Regions from separate parts of the Homo sapiens genome. Here region 1 is linked to region 2. Evidence: chromatin contacts called from ENCODE Hi-C or POLR2A ChIA-PET data. All regions are on one chromosome and are shown on one strand. Each heading gives the region's core, a stretch centred on a gene start or an enhancer-like site at or near the end of the contact. The rest is flanking DNA. Distances are from core to core; before and after follow the strand shown.

What was found. A loop is a pair of places that touch in the nucleus more often than their neighbours do. ChIA-PET counts read pairs that join two places held with the same protein, here RNA polymerase II (POLR2A). Pooled maps may share reads with other maps.
Region 1: a map of psoas muscle shows a loop between it and region 2 (2.7-fold over the local background). The contact joins the enhancer-like site here to the promoter of AMMECR1L in region 2. A Hi-C loop is called at or near these places in 5 of 168 maps with a recorded cell type or tissue (HepG2, K562, Right ventricle myocardium inferior and 1 more) and 4 of 50 pooled maps. POLR2A ChIA-PET finds 5 or more read pairs at or near these places in 5 of 52 experiments (CD8-positive, alpha-beta T cell, activated B cell, activated T-cell and 2 more).

The regions. Positions count from the first base shown.
Region 1 is chr2:127,967,460-127,973,075 of GRCh38, reverse strand. The region is part of intron 15 of SAP130 (Sin3A associated protein 130); the gene reads left to right. Among named protein-coding and RNA genes, the nearest start is that of SAP130, 58 kb to the left of the region's middle. Within about 2 kb of position 3,904, at least 3 of the 41 ENCODE cell types and tissues checked have a DNase peak (open chromatin) inside an H3K27ac peak, as active enhancers do; they include psoas muscle, where a contact is called at or near this core.
Region 2 is chr2:127,883,572-127,889,649 of GRCh38, reverse strand. AMMECR1L (AMMECR1 like) reads left to right here and starts at 3,694. Exons shown (of 8, transcript NM_001199140.2): 1 at 3,694-3,840; 2 at 5,338-5,447. LOC107985944 (a long non-coding RNA gene) reads right to left here and starts at 2,532. Exons shown (of 2, transcript XR_001739707.2): 1 at 282-2,532. It also overlaps the pseudogene LOC107985803. RefSeq lists silencers at 2,814-2,863, 3,574-3,743, 3,754-3,803 and enhancers at 3,094-3,353, 3,364-3,443, 3,228-3,823.

The sequences.
Region 1 (5,616 bases), core at 2,655-5,154, 83 kb before region 2:
TTTAGAGGTCAGGAAAATGAAAAACCAGAAAAAGTGACTGTTTCCCTATACTGTGTGATGTTCTGAGGTGTGTTGGTGCCACAGTTAGTCTTCAGCTAATGAACACTTCGGGTTTTTGTTTGCTTATTTTTGTTTTATTTTTAGAGACAGGGTCTTGCCCAGTCACCCCGGCTGGAGTGCAGTGGCGTGATCATAGCTCACTGCAGCCTTGAACTCCTGGGTGCAAGGATCCTCCCACCTTAGCCTCCTGAGTAGCTGGGACTGCAGGTAGTCATCATTATGCCCAGCTATTTTTATTTTTTTAATTTACTTTTTTTTTAGACAGAATCTCACTCTGTTGCCCAGGCTGGAGTGCACTGGCACCATATTGGCTCACAACAGCCTCTGCCTCCCAGGCTCAGGTGATTCTCCTGCCTCAGCCTCCCAAGTAACTGGGATTAAAGGCACCCACCATCACACCTGGCTAATTTTTGTGTTTTTAGTAGAGACGGAGTTTCACCATGTTGGCCAGGCTGGTCTCGAACTCCTGACCTCAAATGATCTGCCCACCTTTGCCTCCCAAAGTGCTGGGATTACAGGGGTGAGCCACCACGCCCAGCCTGCTAAGCTGATTTTCATATTGTTTTTGTAGAGATGGCAGTCTCACTGTGTAGCCCAGGCTGGTCTTGAACTCCTGGCCTCAACTGATCTTCCCACTTTGGCCTCCCAAAATATTGGGATTACAGGCATGAGCCACTGCACCTGGTCTGTTTCTGTTTTTGTCTTTTTCAAAACAAAGTCTCATATGGACTTAGTTTTCAAGTGTTGGTCCTGAAGGTGAAGAACCTGCCATGAGGTACCAAAGTCTCCCTGTGAGCAACAGCAGGTGCAGAAATAGGGTGAGCAGGGTCTCTTTTTTAGACTCTTTCTTGGATTTGCTGTGCTTCAGAGAAGTTGTGGAGGTAGGGCCCACACAGGCACTCAGACTGGCTTTATTTGCAGTAGTCAATCTGTGGCACCTGAAAGAAGAGAGCATTTGGATTGTGAAGAAATAACTAGCTGGAAGAATAAACCCCCCACACTCCCACACCCAAGTAAAAGTAATCTCATATAAATGGCTGTTTTAGAAATAGCCAACTCCATTCACTGATGAGTAACAAAAAAGGATTAATATGAAGATAATTAAAATTAAAACATAGGAAAAGAACAACAAAGTATATTAATCTGTTCCTTAAGACACTGACCAAAAGATGTTGACAGGGGACAGATGAAATTTATAATGAAACATGCCACCATGAATTTAAATAACATAACAAAATAACCACCTCTATGAAGAAAAACACAAAGTTCAAATACAAAAGACTCCTGGAGTAAATGGCAAAACATGAAGTGATGACACAGGACTTGACAGGACTCAGTAGAGAACTAATGAAGATACCACAGAAGGAAGGCAAAATTAAAACTGCACAAGAGAGTATTGGCCGTGGAAGATAGAAATGAGAAAGTGGGTGGCGGGGCACGGTGGCTCATGCCTGTAATCCCAGCACTTTGGGAGGCCAAGGCGGGTAGATCACGAGGTCAGGAGATCGAGACCATCCTGGCTAACACGGTGAAACCCCGTCTCTACTAAAAACATACAAAAAATTAGCCAGGCGTGGTGGCGGGTGCCGGTAGTCCCAGCTACTCGGGAGGCTGAGGCAGGAGAATGGTGTGAACCCTGGAGGTGGAGCTTGCAGTGAGCCGAGATTGCACCACTGCACTCCAGCCTGGGTGACAGAGCGAGACTCCGTCTCAAAAAAAAAAAAAAAAAGAAATGAAAAAGTGGATAAAATACAAAGAAAGATAGTCGTGTGTTGTGGTTCATGCCTATAATTCTAGCACCTTAGGAGGCCGAGGTCAACAGATGGGGGGAGCCCGGGGGTTCGATATCAGCCTGGGCAATATGGCGAAACCCCAGCTCTAAAAACAAAATAAAAAAATTGGCCAGGTGTGGTGGTATGGGCCTGTAGTCCCAGCTACACAGGAGGCTGAGGTGGGAGGATTGCTTGAGCCTGGCAGGTTGAGTTTATAGTGAGTTGTGTTCATGTCATTCCACTGCAGCCTGAGTGACAGAATAAGAACCTGTCTAAAAAAAAAAAAGAGAGAAAGATAAAAGAAAAACCATACAGAGCATATCGTGATAGAAGTAAGACCAAGCATGCGTCATATCATGTCATGTCAGTGACTTTGTTGTGGGTTGAGTTGTGTCCCCCAAAAGTCAACTCCCAGTACCTCGGAATGCAGCCTTATTTGGAAATAGGGTCATTGCAGATGTGGTTAGTCAAGATGAAGCCCTACTGGAGTAGGGTGAATCCTCAATTGAATATGACTGGTCTTTTTTTTGTTTTGTTTTGTTTTGTTTGGAGACAGTGTCTTGCTCTGTTACCCAAGCTGGAGTACAGTGAGCGGTGTGATCTAGGCTCAAGTGGTCCTTCCACATTAGCCTTCCGAGTACCTGGGACTCCAGGCATGCATCACCATGCCCGGCTAATTTTTTTTTTTTTTTTTTTTTTTTTAAGACAGAGTCTTGCTCTCTGTCGCCAGGCTGGAGTGCAGTGGTACGATCTCGGCTCACTGCAACCTCCAACACCCTGGTTCAAGTTATTCTCCTGCCTCAGCCTCCTGAGCAGCTGGGATTACAGGCACGCATCACCATGCCCAGCTAATTTTTGTATTTTTAGTAGAGACAGGGTTTCACCATGTTGGCCAGGATGGTCTTGATCTCCTGATCTCATGATCCCTCCGCCTCGGCCTCCCAAAGTGCTGGGATTACAGGCATGAGCCACTGTACCTGGCCCATGCCCAGCTAATTTAAAATTTTTTTTTTTTTTTTTTTGAGACGGAGTCTCCCACCCAGGCTGGAGTGCAGTGAGGTAATCTCGGCTTACTGCAACCTCTGCCTCCCAGGTTCAAGAGATTCTCCTGCCTCAGCCTCCCAAGTAGCTGCAACTACAGGTGCGAGCTACCATGCCCAGCTAATTTTTGTATTTTTAGTAGAGACAGGGTTTCACCATGTTGGCCAGGATGGTCTCGATCTCTTGACCTCGTGATCCGCCCACCTCGGCCTCCCAGAGTGCTGGTATTACAGGCGTGAGCCACTGCGTCTGGCCTAAATAAATTTTTTTAGTAGAGACAAGGTCTTGCTATATGGCACAGGCTGGTCTCAACCTCCTGGCTTCAAGTGATCCTCTTGCCTTGGCCTCCCAAAATGCTGGGATTACAGGCATGAGCCACCATACCTGACCCATGACTAGTATTCTTAGAAAAAGGGGAAATTAGGACACAGACAAATACATTATGTGAACATGAAGGCAGAGATCGGGAAGGCGCCGAGGAATAACAAAGATTTCCAGCAAAGCCACCAGAAGCTGGGAGAGGAGGCATGGAATAGTCTGTCCTTCAAGCCCGCAGAAAGAACCAGCCCTGCCAACTCTTTGATCTCAGACTTCTGGCCTCCAGAACTGTGAGACAAGCTACTTCTGTTTAAGCCACACAGTTTGTGATGATTTGTTGTGGTAGCTCTAGCAATCTAATACAGGTCTTAACTCACCTGTTTCCAGATTGCATTGCAAAGCAGAACCCACTTCTGCTCTGCCTTGTATTCAGAGGCAGGCCAAACACAAAGTGATTCAGGAAGGTCAGAATGAAACATTAAGTAAAGGGATGCTGAACTTGACTTGTGCTAACTCACAAGAGTAGATTGATACATTATCAGGAATTTTATGAGGTGAGTGTTAGACACAGCCATTGAAAAAACTATAATCCTGGGTAAAAACTCGTAATTAAATTAAAATACCCAGTACTTGCTAATTATTCAACTACATTTTATCCTTCTTCCCATGGAATAATTATGTAGAATGGTGTGCTGTTTCATGTCTCCCTCTCCCCCCGCCAACCTCCACCCCACTCCACACTGAGTCATTTAGCATTGGCAGCTTGAAATTGGCCCCAGTTGGAGCACTTGTTCCACAGAAATTATCAATAGCACTTTGTTTACTGTTTTGTTGATCATCTAAGCAGAGATTGGTAAGCGTTTTCAATAAGGGGAAAGATAAATAGTAAGTTATTTTAGGTTTTGTGAGTCGCGTAGTCTCTGTCATGAGTCCTCATGTCTGGTGTAGCTGTACTGAAAGATTTCATCTGCAAAACTGATGTTGGGCTGGGATATAGTTTGTCAACGCCTGGTCTAGACGTAAGAAAGTAATGGAGAAAACGTTAGTCATACAGAACTTGAAAGTGCTTGTCAGGCTGGGCACAGTGCCCTCACTAATCCCAGCGCTTTGGGAGGCTGAGGTGGGTGGATTACTTGAGGTCAGGAGTTTGAGACTAGCCTGGCCAACATGGTGAAACCCTGTCTGTACTAAAAATACAAAAATTAGCCAGGCGTAGTGGTGCACCTGTTGTCCCAGCTACTCGGGAGGTGGGAGATTTGCTTGAGCCTGGGAGGCAGATCTCTGCAGTGAGCCAAGATCGTACCACTGCACTCCAGCCTGGGCAACAGAGTGAGACCCTGTCTTTTTTTTGTTTTTGAGACGGAGTTTTGCTCTTGTCACCCAGGCTGGAGTGCGGTGGTGCGATCTCTGCTCACTGCAACCTCCTCCTCCCAAGACCCTGTCTTTAAAAAAAAAAAAAAAAAAAAAAAACCAACTCCGGGCATGGTGGCTCACGTCTGTAATCTCAACACTTTGGGAGGCCGATGCGGACAGATCACCTAAGGCCAGGAGTTCAAGACCAGCCTGGCCAACGTGATGAAACCCTGTCTCTACTAAAAATACAAAAAATTAGCTGGACATGGTGGGGGCCGCCTGTAATCCCCAGCTACTCCGGAGGCTGTGGCAGGAGAATCTCTTGAACCTAGGAGGCAGAGGCTGCAGTGAGCCAAGATGGTGCCATTGCACTCCAGTTTGGGCAATAAGAGTGAAACTCTGCCTAAAAAAAAAAAAAAAAATGCTTTACTATAGCTGTTACATTATGAAGACGCCAAAAGTTTAAGGAAGTGTTCTGCATATGTTCAAAACCGTTACCTGACTCAGGGAAGAAGTCTCACCTGTCATTGTGAATTTTTCCATTTTCCCTCATTGATTTTTTAGGTCCTTTCCATTGTACTTGGAAAAGATCTTTAGTTTGGATTCAGACTTTATGAATTTTTTGAAGTTTGAATTTTGACCTAACATATGGTCTATCCTGGAGAATGTCCCATGTGCCCTCGAGAAGAATGTACAATCACTGTTGTTGGGTGGAGTATTCTATATATCTGTTAGGTCTAGTTTGTTTAGTGTTCCAGTCCTCTGTGTCCTTGCCAAGATTCTGTCTGGATGTTTCATCCATTATTGAAAGTGGGGTTATTGAAATCTCCAGCTATGGCCGGGCACAGTGGCTCACGCCTGTAATCCCAGTGCTTTGGGAGGCCAAGGCAGGTGGATCACAAGGTCAGGAGTTCAAGACCAGCTTGGCCAAGATGGTGAAACCCGTCTCTACTAAAAATACAAAAATTAGCTGCGCATGGTGGTGGATGCTTGTAATCCCAGCTACTCGGGAGGCTAAGGCAGAGAATTACTTGAAAACCGGAGGCAGAGTTTGCCATGAGCTGAGACTGCG
Region 2 (6,078 bases), core at 2,445-4,944:
GCTGAGACAGGAGGACTGCTTGAGCCAAGGAGGTAAAGGGTGCAGTGAGCTATGGTCGTGCTGCCACTGCACTGCAGCCACACTCCAGCCTGGGCAACAAAGCAAAACCCTGTCTCAGAAAAAAAAAAAAAAGAAAGAAAACCTTCTGAGTAATGTGGCTTAACAAACAAAACACTAGAGGGCTTATTTATTTAAACTACTTTATACCTCTGAAATATTCAACCCAGGTAGACAACTGTATATACAAAGATTTGTTTTCATCAGATAAGTACCGATCATACCTTTGACGTGCCCAAGTGGACACAGCGGCGGAGGACACACAGGAGACAGGGGCCATCTCTGGAGTCTCTCTGGGCCTGCCTTTTGTGAAGGGGAGAGCACAGATGCAGACCAAGGCCAGACTCACTTCCAGTTGAGAAATGGGACAAATGGGACAGATAAAATCTACATCACCCACCAAGATCCTGTCTGAAACCTTATTTCATTCCTACTAGTTAGCAAATGCCTTTAGCTCATCATTGATTGCTCACAAAAGGAGCAAATCCAGAAGAATGTGTATGCCCAGTATACAGGCTAACTTCATGCTGATCTCAACATTCTAATGCTCACGAGGCTCAGTTACTGAGCATTTTCACCACACCAATCTGATAAGGTTTATAATGTACAGACTTATTGGTATTTAAATCTCATAACATCCCTATGAGGCAGGAATGCTATAATCCCCATTTTACAGATAATAAGCCTGAGTCACTGATATAACTTGTTCACAGGTATTCAGTCAGGGCTGGGATTTGGACCTATGCAGGCTGATTCCACAGTGGACTCTTAACCATTACTACATATTCTTTTTTTTTTTTTTTTTTTTTTGAGATGGAGTTTCGCTCTTGTTGCCCAGGCTGGATGGAGTGCAATGGCGCGATCTCAGCTCACCGCAAACTCTGCCTCCCAGGTTCAAGCAATTCTCCTGCCTCAGCCTCCCGAGTAGCTGGAATTACAGGTATGCACCACCACGCCCGGCTAATTTTGTATTTTTAGTAGAGACGGGGTTTCTCCATGTTGAGGCTGGTCTCGAACTCCTGACCTCAGGTGATCCTCCTGCCTCGGCCTCCCAAAGTGCTGGGATTACAGGCGTGAGCCACCGCGCCCGGCCATTACTACATATTCTTAACCAACCGAGATAAGAAATAATAAAAGTTGTACATAAGGGAGGCAGACAATTTGTTTTGGGGTATTCTGATGAGTGGTATAGCTATGTCACAGCAGATTGGGGTGACATTTGAGGATCATGCAGAAGCCTTGAACCACCCAGCGTCTCTGCAGTTCTCCTTTCCCAAGTATATTATCTGCCCGCTGCTTGCTGGTTTCCATCTTCGTTTATTCAGTTGAGCCACAAATAATTGTATGCCTATTACATACCAGGTTTCTGTATTATGTACAGGAAATGAGAAGATAAATAAGAGACAGCCTCTTCCATATTTATGGCATATACTGCCCTCATTTTAGTTTCTTCCTCCTGTTCATAATTTCATTGTTTGTTTTTGCATCAGTTCAAACTGTTGCTTGCTTATGTGAGGTGACCTCAAAGTGACTTTTTGAAAGTCCTGACCCTTTGCCTTTCAACATCATTTAAGAACAGCAATAGCATCTGGATCTTCTCAGTAAAATGCCTTTTCAACAGCTCAAAGCAAGGCTTGTTTTTGTTTTAATTTGGGAATGTTTCAAGTGAAACTTAGTTCCATCATTTAATTCCTGGCAGCCCAATAACGAGGGGGCAATAACTCCCTTATCTGTGGGCTATTTAATGACTATATAGTACCATCCTGGGAGCAATAGACTAAGGCCTTCTTCCAGATGCCATGTTTTAAGGTTTTCAGCTGGAAAGACCGTCACTCCGTAAAATTTATTTTGATTATTTTAAGTCAGGATTTGGCCTTCTTATTCAGAAACAAAAAGAAAAAAACTGGCCCCTGGCTTTCTGCCTCCTGCACTTCTGGCTCTAGGCCATATGATCATCTAATTTCTAGTTTTTCAGGCAGACAGAGAAGGTTAGAAACTGGCAACCGTGTCCTCAACAGCAGATAAGCGTATCAAGTCTGTAACAGGAATTAAGAAGACTGCTATAGAATTTTTTTTTTAAGTCACCTCCTGTTTCACAAAGCATAGCTGTCTCTTCCTTTTCGTCCTCCTTGCCCATTCTCTTGGAGAAGTCCAGGTCCAAGAGGCACCAGACACTCAATTGACTAGGGTTTTGCTGCCTATAGGTAATTATGCTAAAAGTCTAGAGTAGTAGATCTTATGCTCGCATAATTATGCATTCTAGAGCAGAAGGTTTTTGCTGGAAAGCTTCACTGTTAGATATGATTTGCATTTTTTACTAGATACTTGTCTTTGGTCTTTGAGGACAAACATATCAAGGATTCCTTTGTGCATCAACAGAAAAGCAAAACACAAAACAGCCTATATGTGAGCATGGGGCCGTATTTTAATACAAGAAAGACATTGCTCTAGAACATGGCTCGCCTTTGCTTCAGGGCCTAGCAGTTTATTTTAGCCATAAGGGTAAGGGAGCAGGTCAGAAATGACTTTTAGTGTAATCCTATCTGTAATTAAAAATACAAATGCTGTCATAAGATCAAATGTTATCAAAAATCAGTATTTAAAATTAAATTTACCCCCAAATTTCTTTCAAAAAAAATTTGTAATGTTCTTTTTCAGTGAAGCCTTTGCACTGCTAGAGCTGAAGAATGTGATCAATCGGCTTGTTGAATAATCCTGCACAGTAGGTATTCCGCTGAAGCCAACTCTAGCTGGGGGCTCGAGAGCGAAAGACACAGATGGGGCCCTGCCGCCCCTCGAAGAGTCGGATGGGCGCGCCCGTCCCCGGTGCATCAAGAGGCTGGCCCGGCCAGGGGCGAGCGGCTGGCACCGAACCCCGCGCACTTCGCCGCGGGCGGGGCTGGGCCGTAGTCGGCTCGATTTAAGGCTGGTATCCAAGGCTGCGGCCGGTCAGGCGAGGCGAGGCGAGGCGACGTGAGCGAGGGTGCTTAGGGAGAACAGCCGCTGGCAGCTCAATGCTGGGTGGCTAACGCTCGACGGTGCCTGGCAGCAACCCGGCCGACAACCCGACGCGGATCCCGAGCTGCGTCGCGGACAATGCTGCGGGCCCGTCCCGGACTACGACTCCCGACGGGCTCTGCGACCGCTCCGGGGCGGCCCAGCGTGCACTGCGCCGGCCAGTTTTGACAGCCGGGCGCCCTACTCGGCTAGCTCTGCTCCCAGCCAGGGACGCTGGCCTTCTCGCGGCTTTCCCCCGATGTCTCTCTTTATTCCAGCTGCCTGAAACTCGGTCCCACGAATGGCAGGCAGCGTCCAAAATTCAACCCCGTAAAGCCAGCACCAGCCAATAAAGCGCACGGATGGAGGCCACGTGACAGCAGTGGGCCGGCCCTCCGGCTGAGCCCTGATCTCTATGGTTTCCGCGGCTCGCTAGAAGGAGTGTGGTCCACTGGAGGACTCCCTACATTCTTCCTCCATTACCTCACTGCCTCCGGTGGCTGCTGGGATACCGGAGGACTCGGGTCCCGGCTCGACTCAGTCCTCCAGCCGCCCGGGGAATACCTCTAGTTCTTCCCGGCCGCCGCCGCCGCCGCCGCCCCGCCGCTTCCTCCTCCGCCCGCCGGCCTCCTTCGCCCCGCCCCGTCCGCGCAGCGCGTCCGGCCCGCCCGCAGGCCAGCTTCTCTCGGGAGCCCCCACCCAGGCGCATGGCTCCATGAAGCAAGAGGAGGAGGCAGAGCGCGAGAGGTCCCGTCCGCCCCAGCCGCGTCTGGGCCAGGAGAAAAGGTGGGAAACTCGGGCTGCGCCGCACCCTTCTCCCCGCTGCCGGGCCAGGCCTCCCTCGGTCCGCCGCCGCCTTGCCCGCCGGGCCTGTTCTCGCCGGGGCGGGCGGCGGGGCCGGGAAGAGACCCCGCGGTCCTGGGGCGAGGGTCCGGGGGCAGCGGGGGGGAGGAGTCCCGGGCGGCGGGCGGGGCCTCAGGCCATGTCCCAGCGGAGGGCAGGGGGTCGGGAGGCACTGCCGGGGAGGGGCGGGCGGCGCCGTGCCCCGGGCCGCGAGGCTCGGCTCCCGCTCCTGGTCCTTGTCTGCACTCCCTCCAGGAAGCAGGCTCGCTCGCTGTAAAGTTTGGTGGTCTCCGGCGCCGCCTGGTGGCCCCCACCCACCGTCCCGCCGCCCCGCCGCCCCCTCCCCCGCCCGGCGTCTGGATTCCACCCCCGCGGCTCGGCCCAAGCTGCTCTACCCGTCGCTCCATCGTCTCCCCAACTCCCCAGCGCCCCGGACCCTCTTTCCTCATACCCTCGTTTCTCACCTTTCACCCTGTCCCTCGGCCCGCTTTTCCCCTCCCCGCTCTGTCCTGTCGTTTTCTTAACACTCTTCACACGCGCACTTTCTCCTCCTCCTCTTCTCTTTTTCGCACCCCTACTCTTGGGCCCTCCTTCCTTAACCTCCGCTGGCCCCCCATTCCATGATCCGTCCACCTGACACGCTGGGTTTCATGCCTCTCTTTCCCAGGCTGTGGGTTGTGCCCTTCACTCCTTGCCCTCCTACATTCCCTGTCCTGATCTGAACTCCTCTCCTTGCCATGCTCCCTCACCCTTATCCCTCTGGGCCTTATCCTCTTTCACTGCCCTCTCCTAGGATAGAGTGGGTGGGGCCTCTCCCACCCACAGGAGATGTAAACAGTCTCCTGTTTACTTACATCTTTGGGAGTAGCTCAATTCTCTAGTAGTGGGGAGAGTTGGTGAAGAGATCAGGAAGAGATTTCTTCGAGACTAAGGATGGATGACCCTTAGCAACAGTGACCGTCTCCTCCCGGCATAGCAAGATGGCCTGCCCTCAGGTCCCTGCCTCTGGCGTGCTGTCCAGTAATTCTTCAGTTCTGTCTTTGCAGAGGATTGGGAAATTTATTTGTGTTCTGAAACCGGCGGAGAGCTTTTAAATGGTCTCTTCTGGCCTGAGAGCAACTTTTGCTCTGCATCTGTGGTGGGGAAGTTTTAATGTGCGTCTCATGCTCGAGTTCAATAAATAAAACCTTTGATTCTCAGTGTCCTCCCTTCTTGCTGATGACGCTAAGGATGAGATGATTCAGGGCATGGGACTTCACGGCTGCCTCAGATTTAGAGTTTGCAAGGTTTTGAAATAAGGAGAGCCTGTTCTCTAGCTATTTGCTGTGCCCCCCACCCCCCCGAAATTGCTCTGTCGAGTTGTGATTTTTCAGAAACCGTATCTATCTTACCTCTGCACTACCTGGGTGTTTGTTCACTGCACCTGCATTTCCGTCTTAGGTACAGGAAGAAGGAATGGAATCGGAAGGAAGAAAATTCATTCCAGAGACAAAATAGCTCCCCTCCTCTGTTGTAGCTGTTCCTCTGGCAATACAAACTTTCTGCTTTCAGTGAGTATTATCTTGGGCATATTTAGAGTAGAGCATCGTTGTAGTTTTTGATTTTAGGCATGTGCTAGGATTTTGGGATGTAGGTGTGTTTTCATTTGTATTTTTCTACTTCCATGAGGGGGTCCTAATGTTGATGAAGTTTTTCCGCTTGTTCCCTTTTAAAATAATTTAAATATGCAAAGGCAAGTTTGTTTTTCATACTCCCATTAGAGTGAGCTAGGTGGTGGCGTGGCATGATCTTTCCTTTATATTTCTAGTTTGTAAGGTCTGGCTCCTCACCCTTCCCAAATGAGTTTCTCAATACAACCAAAGAGGTTGTCTTAAGTTTTAGGGTAATTAACTCAGAGGTTAATGCAGTTCCTGATCAAAGTCAATTATTGGTTCTCTTTTCTATAGTTTCAGTCCTGAGAGACTTTTGGAACATTTTGTCCTAAATTTGCAATAGTGAAGATATTTTCTTGAAAATCCCATCACAGATTTGAAGATAATTAAAATTTTTCACTGTAAACTTGAAACAAAGTTCTGGGGAAAAATTATGACTGCTGTGCCCTCTTGAGTTGATTAATGATAGTATGCTAACACTTAGGAGAGAGTTTTCAGAGTGTTTCACTTCTTGGTGAAGCCTCCCAGC